2 separate regions of the Homo sapiens genome follow, and region 1 is linked to region 2. A link is a contact called in ENCODE Hi-C or POLR2A ChIA-PET data. All regions are on one chromosome and are shown on one strand. The core of a region is the stretch at or near the end of the contact, and the rest is flanking DNA. Distances in the headings are between cores, read along the strand shown. Region 1 overlaps PNPLA7 (patatin like domain 7, lysophospholipase). Region 2 overlaps EXD3 (exonuclease 3'-5' domain containing 3).

Region 1 (7,133 bases), core at 2,750-5,249, 210 kb after region 2:
CTAAGAGAGCTACACCACACCACAAGAAACACAAGCACAGAACGGTTGAGAGGAGTCATCTGCCAGCCCCAACAGCCGGGGTCCAGCGACTGAAATCACGGCCTGCTCCAGACTCAAGGGAGAGACACCCCCACCAACCGCATCAGCTGGGCAAGTCTCATCTCCACTCTGGAATCAGGGAGAAAAGCACGTGCGTGTGTTTGGGGGCGGGTGGGGAAAAAGAATAACAACTTAGCAGCTGTTGCTAAAAATGGCTTTTGTGTGTTTTATTTCAAATCCACTTGTTTACTTCAAAAAACCATGCCTTCATAACCTCACCCCAGATCAGGAAGCTGTGAAAACCACAGGGAGAGGCTGGATGCTGGGAAGCCCAGGTGGACACGCAGCTCCTCTGGCAGGCAGGGGTCCCCGAGGGCTCCCCACACTTGCACATCTTCAGATCTCGGCAGTGCTGTATGTAGCAGCCAGCAATCACACCCAACCCAGCTGTCACTCAGCCACGGAGAAATCAACGGTGGTGTCAACGACTGAACTAGAACGACACCCACTCACGCCAATGAATCTCACGTTCATAATGTTGCTCAAATTAGGAAAGGTGAGGAATCCTGGTGTGATGCCATTTATGAGATTTAGAGTCAAGCAAAATTATACTACATATTGTATAAGTACCAAAGAAAATTCAGAAAAGTAGCTATCTCTGAAGAAAAGAGAAGGTGAAATGAGAGCACACGTGGGTAATGTGAACAGAGCCGGCAGTGTGCATCTAACCTGTGTTCTAGCTAACCAGGGTTAAAACTATATAACCTGGGTTCGAGTTAAGATGCCTGTTTGCTGTGTCATGCCTACTTGTTTTAGAGACAGGGTCCTGCTATGTTGTCTGGGCTGGCCTAGAACTACGAGGCTCAGCAATCTCCTTTCCTCTCCCGAACAGCCAGGACTATAGGTGCCAACCGCCATTCCCAGCAACATCACGCTTTTTTGCGTATCTGCGGTATTTTGTAACAACTTTATAAAAATTAAAATAATAAAGACTATCTCCCATTAAAAATGGTGGGTTGGGCCAGGCACGGTGGTTCACACCTATAATCCCAGCACTTTGGGAGGCCCAGGAGGGCAGATCGCTTGAGGTCAGGAGTTGAAGACCAGCCTGGCCAACATGGTGAAACCTTGTTTCTACTAAAAATACAAATATTACACGGGCATGCTGGTGTATACCTGTAGTCCCAGCTACTCGGGAGGCTGAAGCACAAGACTCACTTGAACCCAGGAAATGGAGGTTGCAGTGAGCCAAGATCACGCCACTGCACTCCAGCCTGGGTGACAGAGTGAGACTGTCTCCAAAAAAGAAAGGTAAGTTGAAGGTAAATGCTTATCTTTGTCCCCTTGTGGAATATACATGCTTATCTCTGCTCTCTTAAAAAGATACAAACCTCCAAGGATAAAGACAAAAGCTAAGAGTAGATAAAAAATGTCACTGAAATTTTAGCGGCTGATGAAAGCAAGTGACAGGGTCATGGCTGGTGGAGCCCTCTAAGGAAAGCTGACACTTGGTTTTAGAGGTGCAGAACCTGGACAGAGAGGACTGGTCCTCACTGCAGAGCCAGAACGAGGCTAACATGCAGGTGAGACGGGAAGAGGGGCAGGCTAACCCCAAGTCACTTTCCTGACCCCAACAGGCTGGAAATGGCTTTTCCCCGTGGCCAGAGGACTACCAGGAACTCTCTGGAGAAGGTGAAGCAAGCAGGTAAGAGCCCAAGGACATCAGGTGTGGCTACGAATCCAAGAACAGTGTCCACTCCAGACGGGAGCACTCCCAGACTCCTCAGTGAGTGTCCACTCCAGACGGGAACACTCCCAGAATCCTCAACAACAGTGTCCACTCCAGACGGGAGCACCCCCAGACTCCTCCCCAAGTGTCCACTCCAGATGGGAGCACTCTCAGACTCCTCAGTGAGTGTCCACTCCAGATGGGAGCACTCTCAGACTCCTCAGTGAGTGTCCACTCCAGACGGGAGCACCCCTAGACTCCTCCCCAACAGTGTCCACTCCAGGCGGGAGGACTCCCAGAATTCTCCACAACAGTGTACACTCTAGACGGGGGCACTCCCAGAGTCCTCCCCAACAGTGTCCACTCCAGGCGGGAGGACTCCCAGACTCCTCCCCAACAGTGTCCACTCCAGGCGGGAGGACTCCCAGAATCCTCAACAACAGTGTCCACTCCAGACAGGAGCACCCCCAGACTCCTCCCCAAGTGTCCACTCCAGATGGGAGCACTCCCAGACTCCTCAGTGAATGTCCACTCCAGACGGGAGCACCCCCAGACTCCTCCCCAACAGTGTCCACTCCAGGCGGGAGGACTCCCAGAATTCTCCACAACAGTGTACACTCCAGGCGGGAGGACTCCCAGAATCCTCCACAAGTGTCCACTCCAGACGGGAGCACCCCCAGAATCCTCCCCAACAATGTCCACTCCAGGCGGGAGGACTCCCAGAATCCTCCACAACAGTGTCCACTCCAGACAGGAGCATCCCCAGACTCCTCCCCAAGTGTCCACTCCAGATGGGAGCACTCCCAGACTCCTGAGTGTCCACTCCAGATGGGAGCACTCCCAGACTCCTCCCCAACAGTGTCCACTCCAGGCAGGAGGGCTCCCAGAATCCTCCACAACAGTGTACACTCTAGACGGGGGCACTCCCAGACTCCTCCCCAACAGTGTCCACTCCAGACAGGAGCACCCCCAGACTCCTCCCCAACAGCGTCCACTCCAGACAGGAGCACTCCCAGACTCCTCAGTGAGTGTCCCCTCCAGACAGGAGCACTCCCAGAATCCTCCCCAACAGTGTCCACTCCAGGCGGGAGGACTCCCAGAATCCTCCACAACAGTGTATACTCCAGGTGGGAGGACTCCCAGAATCCTCCACAACAGTGTCTACTCCAGATGGGAGCACCCCCAGACTCCTCCCCAACAGTGTCCACTCCAGGCGGGAGGACTCCCAGAATCCTCCACAACAGTGTCCACTCCAGGCGGGAGGACTCCCAGAATCCTCCACAACAGTGTCCACTCCAGACGGGAGCACCCCCAGACTCCTCCCCAACTGTCCACTCCAGATGGGAGCACCCCCAGACTACTCCCCAACACTGTCCACTCCAGGCGGGAGCACTCCCAGGCTCCTCAGTGAGTGTCCACTCCAGACGGGGGCACTCCCAGGCTCCTCCCCAACAGTGTCTACTCCAGGCGGGAGCACTCCCAGGCTCCTCAGTGAGTGTCCACTCCAGATGGGTGCACTTCCAGGCTCCTCCCCAACAGTGTCCACTCCAGATGGGAGCACTCCCAGACTCAGACAGGAGCACTCCCAGACTCCTCCCCAACAGTGTCCACTCCAGATGGGAGCACTCCCAGACTCCTCCCCCTCCTCCAACCCAGTGCCACCACAGCAGAACATACGCAGATTCCTTTCTGAGAAGCTGCCCTAAAAAAAAGACCTACAGACCCTGACCTGTAGACTCCCAAACCATGAAGGAAAGAGCCAGCGTCCTGCTCAGTCCTCCTGCAGGGAGTGTCCCCTGTTAACGAGCCCTGACCCCATGCACACGCAGCCTATATGCAGCTTTCAGGTGGATCACGCTGTTTTCGTTTTGTAGTTAACCCATGTAACTCCCACCGAAATCAATATGTAGAACATTTCCAGTAATCTAGATTACCTTACGCCTCCCCGGGTCGATACCCAACCTAAACCCCTAACAGGCAACCACTAATGAGACCTTAACCCCAGCAGGGCCAAACACCAGGACCAAGTCCCTCGAACCGCGCGTTCTAACAGGCAACCACTAATGAGACCTTAACCCCAGCAGGGCCAAACACCAACACCAAGTCCCTCCAACCGCACGTTTTTTGTAAAGGAAGTTTTTTTTGGAACACTAGATGGCCACATTGAGTAGCTGCAAGAGAGACCACGTGGCCCATAAAGCTGAAATATTTACACTCTGGCCTTTTACAGAGAAAGCTGGCTGGCCAGCCTCTGTCCTCAAGTGTCAGTACAGCTGGTAGCTGAGCCTCAGGTGAGTGAAATTACACAGTGTGTGCTTTTTGTTGCTGGCCTCTTGGGCTCCACATTATTTCTGTGAGATGCAGCTATGCTGGTTTGCACACTTGTGTTCAATAAGAACTTCATTCACACATAAAGTGACTGCTGGAGGCAGAAAAGCCCCTGATCAGAAAGACAGAAGCCAAAATAAACAGAGAAGAAAAACTCAGGTCAGAAACAACTCAGGGAGCAAAAGAAAACCCATCTTACTTTATCCATGAAGTAAGAACAAGATAATTTTTAAAAATTAAAACATAAGAACAAAGATACTTTTTTAAAAAGAACATTCAGGGCCAGGCGCAGTGGCTCACACCTGTAATCCCAGCACTTTGGGAGGCCGAGGCAGGCGGATCACAAGGTCAGGAGTTTGAGACCAGCCTGACCAACATGGTGAAACCCCGTCCCTACTAAAAATACAAAAATTAGCTGGGCATGGTGGTGGGCACCTGTAATCCCAGCTACTCGGGAGGCTGAGGCAGGAGAATCGTTTGAACACGGGAGGCAGGAGTTGCAGTGAGCTGAGATCACGCCATTGCACTCCAGCCTGGGTGACAGGGCAAGACCCCGTCTCAAAAAAAAAAAAAAATTAACAGAAAAAACCTCTTGAAATGAAAAATATGACAGAAATTAAAAATTCAATGGAAGATTTGGAAAATAAAGTTGAAAAAATCTAGAAAGTATAACAAAAAGGCTGGGCATGGTGGCTCATGCCTGTAATCCCACCACTTTGGGAGGCCGAGGCGGGCAGATCACGAGGTCAGGAGATCGAGACCATCCTGGCTAACATGGTGAAACCCCGTCTCTACTAAAAAATACAAAAAATTAGCCGGGCGTGGCAGTGGGCGCCTGTAGTCCCAGCTACTCAGGAGGCTGAGGCAGGAGAATGGCGTGAACCCAGGAGGCGGAGCTTGCAGTGAGCTGAGATCGCGCCACTGCACTCCAGCCTGGGCGACAGACCAAGACTCCATCACAAAAAAAAAAAAAAGAAAAGAAAAAGTACAACAAAAAGACAAAGGTGGTGTAGAATAAAGACAATTCTAGATTTCTAAGGTTTCCAAACATACACCTCCCTGGCATCCTGTCTCAGGAAGTGAATGGAGGATTTGCTCCACCAAAACACGCCGGCCGAGAAAGCAGCAGCAAGAGCCCTGTGTAGGGGAAGGAAGGGTGGGTGGTCCTGGGATGGCGTCTGGACAGCAGGCCTGGGGAGGGTCCGACTGGGCAAGAGGATGGGGGCTCCTAGCAGGGGCGCTTCCCAGAGCAAAAAAGCATTCACGGAGCCGCTGGTTCAGGCGTGAATCTGTAATGGGTGCATATAAAAATCACCAAGAGGCCAAAAATAAGCCGCTGGTTCAGGTCGTGAATCTGTAACAGGTGCACAGAAAAATCACCAAGTAGCCAAAAATAACACAACTGTTAATTCCAAGAAAAAGAGAAAGTTGCAAGAAAGGAAATTTAACTATAGTACACTACATAGCTCAGCTGTGAATAGTATCCATGAAGTCGAAAGAACCGCCCATGAGCGGTGCAGATGGGAACGTAGCATGAGGCATGGGGGCAATCTACGGAGCCACACTTCATCTCCCATGACAGGAAGCATGGGGGCCATCCACCGAGCCACACTTCATCTCCCACGACAGGAAGCATGGGGGCCATCCTCCGAGCCACACTTCATCTCCCACGACAGGAAGCATGGGGGCCATCCTCTGAGCCATACTTCATCTCCCACGACAGGAAGCATGGGGGCCATCCTCCGAGCCACACTTCATCTCCCACGACAGGAAGCATGGGGGCCATCCACCGAGCCACACTTCATCTCCCACAACAGGAAGCATGGGGGCCATCCACCGAGCCACACTTTATCTCCCACAACAGGAAGTCAGTGTGTCTAGAATGGATGGGTTAGGAAACAGCAAGAAAAGCTGCTCAGAAGGAACCGAAGCGTTTTCAGTGTGAGGGGACAGACGGCCACTGTTGATAAAACTTTAAGTATGTTTTTAGAATCTGTCCATGTTATTTTGCAAGAATTTAAGTTTTGTTAAAATGACAAACACAAAAGTTTGATGAGGAAAAACGATGTCACGGCAGATGATCAACTGATCACAATACAGAATTACCTCTCTCAGATATCACCCCCATTTTTTTTTTTGAGACAGAGTTGGAGTGTCACTCTGTCACCAGGCTGGAGTGCAGTGGCACAATCTCAGCTCACTGCAACCTCCAAATCCCTGGTTCAAGGGATTCTCCTGCCTCAGCCTCCCGAGTAGCTGGGATAACAGGCACCCGCCACCACACCCAGCTAATTTTTGTATTTTTAGTAGGGATGGGTTTCACCATGTTGGCCAGGATGGTCTCGATCTCCTGACCTCGTGATCCGCCCACCTCGGCCTCCCAAAGTGCTGGGATTACAGGCGTGAGCCACCGTGCTCAGCCAATCACCTCCCATTTTTTACTCCCACTACACTCAGGGAAGATCCATTCCCACCCCTAAGGGAGAGGGGCTGTGACACCAACGCGGATGAGACGGATCGCAGCAGCTGAGAGGAACCCGGCCCGTCTCAGCGCACAGCTCCCCTCTCCTGGAACAGGCATGGCTGCACTGTGATAAGTGAGGCCCAACCTGAATATCACAACAAGATCAAGATCAGAAAGAACAAAGAAATAATGGAGAAAGCCTCTACCCCAGTGAAGCTATTTTTTGCTTAAAGAGAAACGAATCATCCAAGGTAGGTCGCATACAGATGCCCCGTGCTGAACGGGTTTACGTCCACGTAGACCAAAGCTCCTGTGGTCCTTTCCCAGTTTTTCTCAGGCCCACAGGTGCCCCTTACACATCCAGGAGTCCCTGAGAAGCCCACCTCAGCTCCAGAGACACACTAACCAGAGGCTCCAAAGAGGTGCACAGAGGTGGATCTGGTGGCTGGGACCCCACTCTGCCCCAAGCCACGCTGGGGGCTCCCTCGAAGATGAGCACCGGCCTTCTAACGGCAGGTCAGCCTTGCTCAAAGGAGGTGGGTGTCTTCTCCCTCCCCAGGCCGGCAGCCTCCC
Region 2 (6,667 bases), core at 3,779-6,278:
TCCCGTGTCGCCCACGGAGACCCTGGCGCCTTGAGTGGAGGCGCAAAAGGCAGCATCAACTCCCCCCAGACTGGCCATGCCCAGGTGCCAGTTGGTGTGGGGCATAGCAAGCTTGGACAGTGCAGCCCTGGGCAGGTGCCTCAGCCCAGTCCCCCACTGGGGACAGGAGAGGAGGGAGAGAGGTGAGTTGGGCTTTGGTGCCCCCACCAGCCTCCTCTATGGATCTCCACCGAGGTGCGGCAGTTCCCACTCAGGGCTTCTGTTGCCCAGACCTTGTTAGACGTCACCAAGCAGACGCAGGCTGTCCTGCGTGTTGCCTTTGGAAAGTGGGACCCACCCAGCCTGAAGGGACTTCCACAATTTCCCTCGATTCCTTCTAGAAGCCCCATGGGAGCCAGAGGGAATTCCCCAAATCCAAGCCAATGCCTGATTGGAGCTGTCCCCGTGGCCATGCCAGCCTGCACTAGGGATGCTCTGCCGACGCCTCACCCTGGACCAGGGATTCTCTGCCGACACCTCACCCCGGACCCACAAGGGATTCTCTGCCAACATCTCACCCCAGACCCACGAGGGATGCTCTGCCGACACCTCACCCCGGACCCACGAGGGATGCTCTGCCGACACCTCACCCCGGACCACGAGGGATGCTCTGCCGACACCTCACCCCGGACCACGAGGGATGCTCTGCCGACACCTCAACCCGGACCACGAGGGATGCTCTGCCGACACCTCACCCCGGACCACGAGGGATGCTCTGCCGACACCTCACCCCGGACCACGAGGGATGCTCTGCCGACACCTCACCCCGGACCCCCGAGGGATTTTCTGCCGACACCCCACCCCGGACCCCCAAGAGATTCTCTGCCGACACCCCACCCCAGACCCACGAGGGATGCTCTGCCGACACCCCACCGCGGACCCCCGAGGGATTCTCTGCCGACACCCCACCCCGGACCCACGAGGGATGCTCTGCCGACACCCCACCCCGGACCCACGAGGGATGCTCTGCCGACACCCCACCCCGGACCCACGAGGGATGCTCTGCCGACACCCCACCCCGGACCCACGAGGGATGCTCTGCCGACACCCCACCCCGGACCCACGAGGGATGCTCTGCCGACACCCCACCCCGGACCCACGAGGGGTGATCTGCCGACACCCCACCCCGGACCCACGAGGGGTGATCTGCCGACACCCCACCCCGGACCCACGAGGGGTGATCTGCCGACACCCCACCCCGGACCCACGAGGGGTGATCTGCCGACACCCCACCCCGGACCCACGAGGGATGATCTGCCGACACCCCACCCCGGACCCACGAGGGGTGATCTGCCGACACCCCACCCCGGACCCACGAGGGGTGATCTGCCGACACCCCACCCCGGGCCCACGAGGGATGCTCTGCCGACACCCCACCCCGGACCCACGAGGGATGATCTGCCGACACCCCACCCCGGACCCACGAGGGGTGATCTGCCGACACCCCACCCCGGACCCACGAGGGATGCTCTGCCGACACCCCACCCCGGACCCACGAGGGATGCTCTGCCGACACCCCACCCCGGACCCACGAGGGATGCTCTGCCGACACCCCACCCCGGACCCACGAGGGATGATCTGCCGACACCCCACCCCGGACCCACGAGGGATGATCTGCCGACACCTCACCCCGGACCCACGAGGGATGATCTGCCGACACCTCACCCCGGACCCACGAGGGATGCTCTGCCGACACCTCACCCTGGACCACGAGGGATGCTCTGCCGACACCCCACCCCAGACCCACCACTGTCTAGGGTGGGGCCCACCTCCCTGGACACCCCCGTAGCTCCAGATCTTGTGCCAGCCCCAGGTAGGACGGGGTGCGCAGGACCCACCTGGCAGCGGCTGAAGATGTCTGCGTGGGTGACACGCACGTTGAAATGCTTGAGCACAGCCTTGGCCTGCTGCTGGGCCTTCAGGGAGCAGTCGACCGAGAGGCAGCGCCCAGCCCCGACCTGGGCCCGGAGCTGCAAAGACACGGCTCGGCTACTGAGGGGCAGTGCAGAGCCCAGCACCTGCCCAGGCCCAGCCCGCCTCCGCCAGCATGGGGCAGGAGCCTTCTCTCGGCCCACCAGGGGTACGGCAGAGGCGCTGGGGGTCGGCCCCACGGCAAGCTGACCCTGAGGTGGGGGTGGCCGAGGGGCTGGGGGCTTGGGAAGATGGGGCTCAGGCCCACTGAGCTTATCTTTGGGACACTCACCTTGTGGAATGGCTGCCCCGACGTCAGAATGATCCTCCCCTCCTGCCTGGCAACCTGTGTGGGAGGTGCGACCAGCACATAAAGGGGGCAGCTCCGTGCTCCTGGACTGGGCCACCTCTGCTCGCCACCCCCTAGCTCCCCGGATCGTGGCCCTGCCCCAGGCCCCTTTTGTCCTCCAGGGTGGCCTCTGCCTGGGGTCTTGGGTGGTGAGGAGCCCTCTGCCGGGTCCTGGGTGTCGCCTCATTGTATAGATTTAATCTTGGCACCACGCAAACATTTTTTTTTCATAATTAGAAACAAAATTGAATTTAAAAAGCCATCCCTCAAAAGCAGAAGAAAATGAAATACATAAAACATACACAGAAGTATTCCAAGAGACTCTGTAGAGATTTGAAAACACAGTAACTTGCCCCTAGCTCATAGGGAGCCAACTACACATCAAAAATGAAGAAAACCCTGCAATGACGATGCTCTGGGTGACAGTGTCGACGTGGCTCTTCCCAAAGCTTTGTATGAACTGTGGCATAAAACAGATGGATCATTTTGCTGATTTTGTGAGTATGAGAGTTTTCAGCTGACAAAGGAGATACAAAATTAAAATTAAGGATTTTTTTTGTTTTTTAGACGGAGTCTCGCTCTTTCGCCCAGGCCGGAGTGCAGTGGCGCTGTCTTGGCTCACTGCAAGCTCCGCCTCCTGGGTTCATGCCATTCTCCTGCCTCAGCCTCCCAAGTAGCTAGGACTACAGGCGCCAGCCACCGTGCCTGGCTAATTTTTTGTATTTTTAGTAGAGACGGGGTTTCACCGTGTTAGCCAGGATGGTCTCGATCTCCTGACCTCGTGATCTGCCCGCCTCGGCCTCCCAAAGTGCTGGGATTACAGGTGTGAGTCACCGCGCCTGGCCAAAATTAAGCATATTAAGCTTACAAGAAAACTCCAGATCTGAATAGAAAGCTTCAGTATGAATTTCTGATGTATGTTATATATATTTTTAAAAGTGTATTTCCACACAGTCCACTGCAAAGGCCTAGAGACAAGACCCAATCCCATCGCCGGGAGTGCCCTGTACCCAAAACTGGTTTCTACATACATTTTACACTAAAAGGAGCCCGAGCTTTTTGGAGAAATGACTGATTCCAGATCTAAGGTAGAAATGCAGACAACGAGGCCGGAGCGTCTAGATGCTGCAGAAAGCAACAGTGAAGAGCCAAGTGTCACATCCAAGGACTCAGGAGCCAGCAGGGCTCCCACACCACAGGGGGGCAACATGCCAGCCAGGGAACAGGTGCGGAGGAGGACACGGGACACCTTTCCATGCATTCAGAATGGTTCCTTAAAATCATCAGTTAACTTTTTTTTTTTTGAGATGGAGTCTCACTGTGTCGCCCAGGCTGGAGTGCAGTGGCACAATCTCGGCTCACTGCAAGCTCTGCCTCCCGAGTTCAAGCGATTCTCATGCCTCAGCCTCCCAAGTAGCTGGGACTACAGGCATGCACCAGCACACCCAGCTAATTTTTGTATTTTTAGTAGAGACGGGGTTTCTCCATGGTGGCCAGGCTGGTCTCAAACTCCTGACCTCAGGTGATCTGTCTGCCTTGGCTTGCTAAAGTGCTGGGATTACAGGTGTGAGCCACCGCACCCGGCCAAATCGTTAGTTATCTTTAAGAGTGCAAGACCAACTCAAAAACATCAGAGCTAATACTATAAAACTCTTAGAAGAGGCTGGGCAAGGCGGCTCGTGCCTGTAATCCCAGCACTTTGGGAGGCTGCGATGGGTAGATTGCTTGAGTCCAGGAGTCCTAGACCAGCCTGGGCAACAGAGCAAAACCCCATCTCTGCAATAAATAAAAAAACTAGCCAGGCGTGCCTGTAGTCCCAGCTACTTAGGAAGTCGACGTGGGATGATCACCTGAGCCGGGAGGTCAAGGCTGCAGTGGGCCGTGTTTGCGCCATCAGACTCCAGCCTGGGCTACAAAGTGAGAACCTGTCTCAAAAAAAAAAAAAAAAAGACTCTTAGAAGAAGACACAGGGGAACACTTCCTGGCGCTGTATTTGGCCAGGATTTCTTCGATATGACACCGCAGCAAAGGCAGCAAAAGAAACACTGGAGCGACTGGACCCTCATTACAGTGAAATGTACACGTAGGACACTCTGGAGGAATAAAACACCTCAGGGTGGAGACGTCGGTATTTGCAAATCACGTATCTGACGAGGGGTTGATATCCAGAGTATAGGAGGAACCCTATAATTCAACAACAGAAAAGCAAATAATCCAGTTTAAAAATTGAAGGGCAGGGCACGGTGCCTTACGCCTGTAATCCCAATACTTTGGGAGGCTGAGGCGGGAGGATGGCCTGAGCCTGGGAGGCTGAGGCTGCTGTGAGCTGTGATCGTGTCACTGCACTCCAGCCTGGGTAACAAAGTGAGACCTTATCTCAAAAAGAAAAAAAACAGTTGGCAAAGGACTTAAATAGACACTTCTTCAAAGATATACGCGTGGCCAATAAGCACATGAAAAGATGCTCTACATTATTCGTCATGAGCGACATGCAAATAAAAACCACAGTGAGACATCACATCCATTAGGGTGGCCTTTATAAAAAAAAAGGGAAATAAATGTTGGTGGGATGTGGATAAACTGAACTCTCATGCGTCACTGGCGGGAAGGTAAATGGTGTGGCCGCCGTGGAAAACAGTGTGAAGGTTCCTCAAGAAGTTAAACACAGAGTCAGTAGAGGATTCAGCAGTTTCACCTTTAGCTGTATATGCAAAAGAACTGAAAGCAGGAACTCAAGCACATCCTCATACATCAGTGTTCGTAGCAGCCACATTCAAAAAAAAAAAGGAAGGACGTTCCGACACAGGCTACGTCGTGAATAAACCCTTACGACACGCCGAGTGAAAGATGCCAGATACAAATGGGCAGATACTATATGATTCCACGTCTACGAGGTACCTAGGACAGGTCAATTCATAGAGGCAGAAAGTGGAACAGTGGCCACCAGGGCTAGAAGGAGGGGAGGGGAGATAACTATTGGTACGGAGTCTTTTTTTTTTTTTTTTGAGACAGAGTCTTGCTCTGTCGCCCAGGCTGGAGTGCAGTGGCACGATCTTGGCTCACTGCAAGTTCTGCCTCCCGGGTTCACGCCATTCTCCTGCCTCAGCCTCCTGAGTAGCTGGGACTATAGGCGCCCTCCACCACGGCCCGCTGATATTTTGTATTTCTAATAGAGACAGGGTTTCACTATGTTAGCCAGGATGGTCTCGACCTCCTGACCTTGTGATCCGCCCGCGTCGGCCTCCCAAAGTGCTGGGATTACAGGTGTGAGCCACCGCGCCCGGCCAGTATGGAGTCTTTGGGATGATACCCAGTTCTGGAAAGGGGTGGTGGTGATGGATATGTGATACAGTGAATGTGCTAATGCCACTGAATTGTACACTTAAAAATGGTTAAAATGGTCAATTTCGTGTTATGTATGTTTTACCACAAAAAGAAAGAAAAAAAGGGAAACAGAAAGTAGTTACTTCGTGGTAATAACAAATATACACCCATATGATGAGTAAAAACAACCAATATATACCTATATGATGAGTAAAAAACTGATATACACTCATATGATGAGTAAAAACAACAAATATACACCCACATGATGAGTAAAAACAACTAATATACTCCCATAGGATGAGTAAAAACAACAAATATACACCCACATGATGAGTAAAAACAACTAATATACACCCATATGATGAGTAAAAACAACGAATATACTCCCACATGATGAATAAAAACAATGAATAAACACCCACATGATGAGTAAAAACAACTAATATACTCCCATATGCTGAGTAAAACAACTAATATACTCCTATATGATGAGTAAAAACAACTAATATACACCCATATGATGAGTAAAACAACTAATATACTCCCATATGATGAGTAAAAACAACGAATAAACACCCACATGATGAGTAAAAACAACTAACATACTCCCATATGATGAGTAAAAACAACTAATATACACCCATATGATGAGTAAAAACAACGAATAAACACCGACATGATGAGTAAAAACAACTAATATACACCAATATGATGAGTAAAACAATTAATATACTCCCATATGATGAGTAAAAACAACAAATATACACCCACATGATGAGTAAAAACAACAAATAAACACCCACATGATGAGTAAAAACAACGAATAAACACCCATATGATGAGTAAAAACAACTAATATACACTCATATGATGAGTAAAAACAACGAATAAACACCCATATGATGAGTAAAAACAACTAATATACACTCATATGATGAGTAAAAACAACTAATATACACTCATATGATGAGTAAAAACAACTAATATACACCTATATGATGAGTAAAAACAAAAGTAAAAACAAACACAACTGGTAAATAA

What was found. A loop is a pair of places that touch in the nucleus more often than their neighbours do. ChIA-PET counts read pairs that join two places held with the same protein, here RNA polymerase II (POLR2A). Pooled maps may share reads with other maps.
Region 1: a pooled map shows a loop between it and region 2 (2.2-fold over the local background). The contact joins two enhancer-like sites. A Hi-C loop is called at or near these places in 1 of 37 single-sample maps with no recorded cell type and 1 of 50 pooled maps. POLR2A ChIA-PET finds 5 or more read pairs at or near these places in 4 of 52 experiments (B cell, activated B cell, activated CD4-positive, alpha-beta T cell and 1 more).

What each region holds. Positions count from the first base shown.
Region 1 is chr9:137,531,097-137,538,229 of GRCh38, forward strand. The region is part of intron 8 of PNPLA7 (patatin like domain 7, lysophospholipase); the gene reads right to left. Among named protein-coding and RNA genes, the nearest start is that of PNPLA7, 16 kb to the right of the region's middle. RefSeq lists an enhancer at 3,787-3,846. Within about 2 kb of position 4,000, at least 7 of the 41 ENCODE cell types and tissues checked have a DNase peak (open chromatin) inside an H3K27ac peak, as active enhancers do; they include B cell, where a contact is called at or near this core.
Region 2 is chr9:137,321,848-137,328,514 of GRCh38, forward strand. EXD3 (exonuclease 3'-5' domain containing 3) reads right to left here. Exons shown (of 22, transcript NM_017820.5): 18 at 2,243-2,296; 19 at 1,878-2,009. Among named protein-coding and RNA genes, the nearest start is that of NRARP, 23 kb to the left of the region's middle. Within about 2 kb of position 5,029, at least 3 of the 41 ENCODE cell types and tissues checked have a DNase peak (open chromatin) inside an H3K27ac peak, as active enhancers do; they include B cell, where a contact is called at or near this core.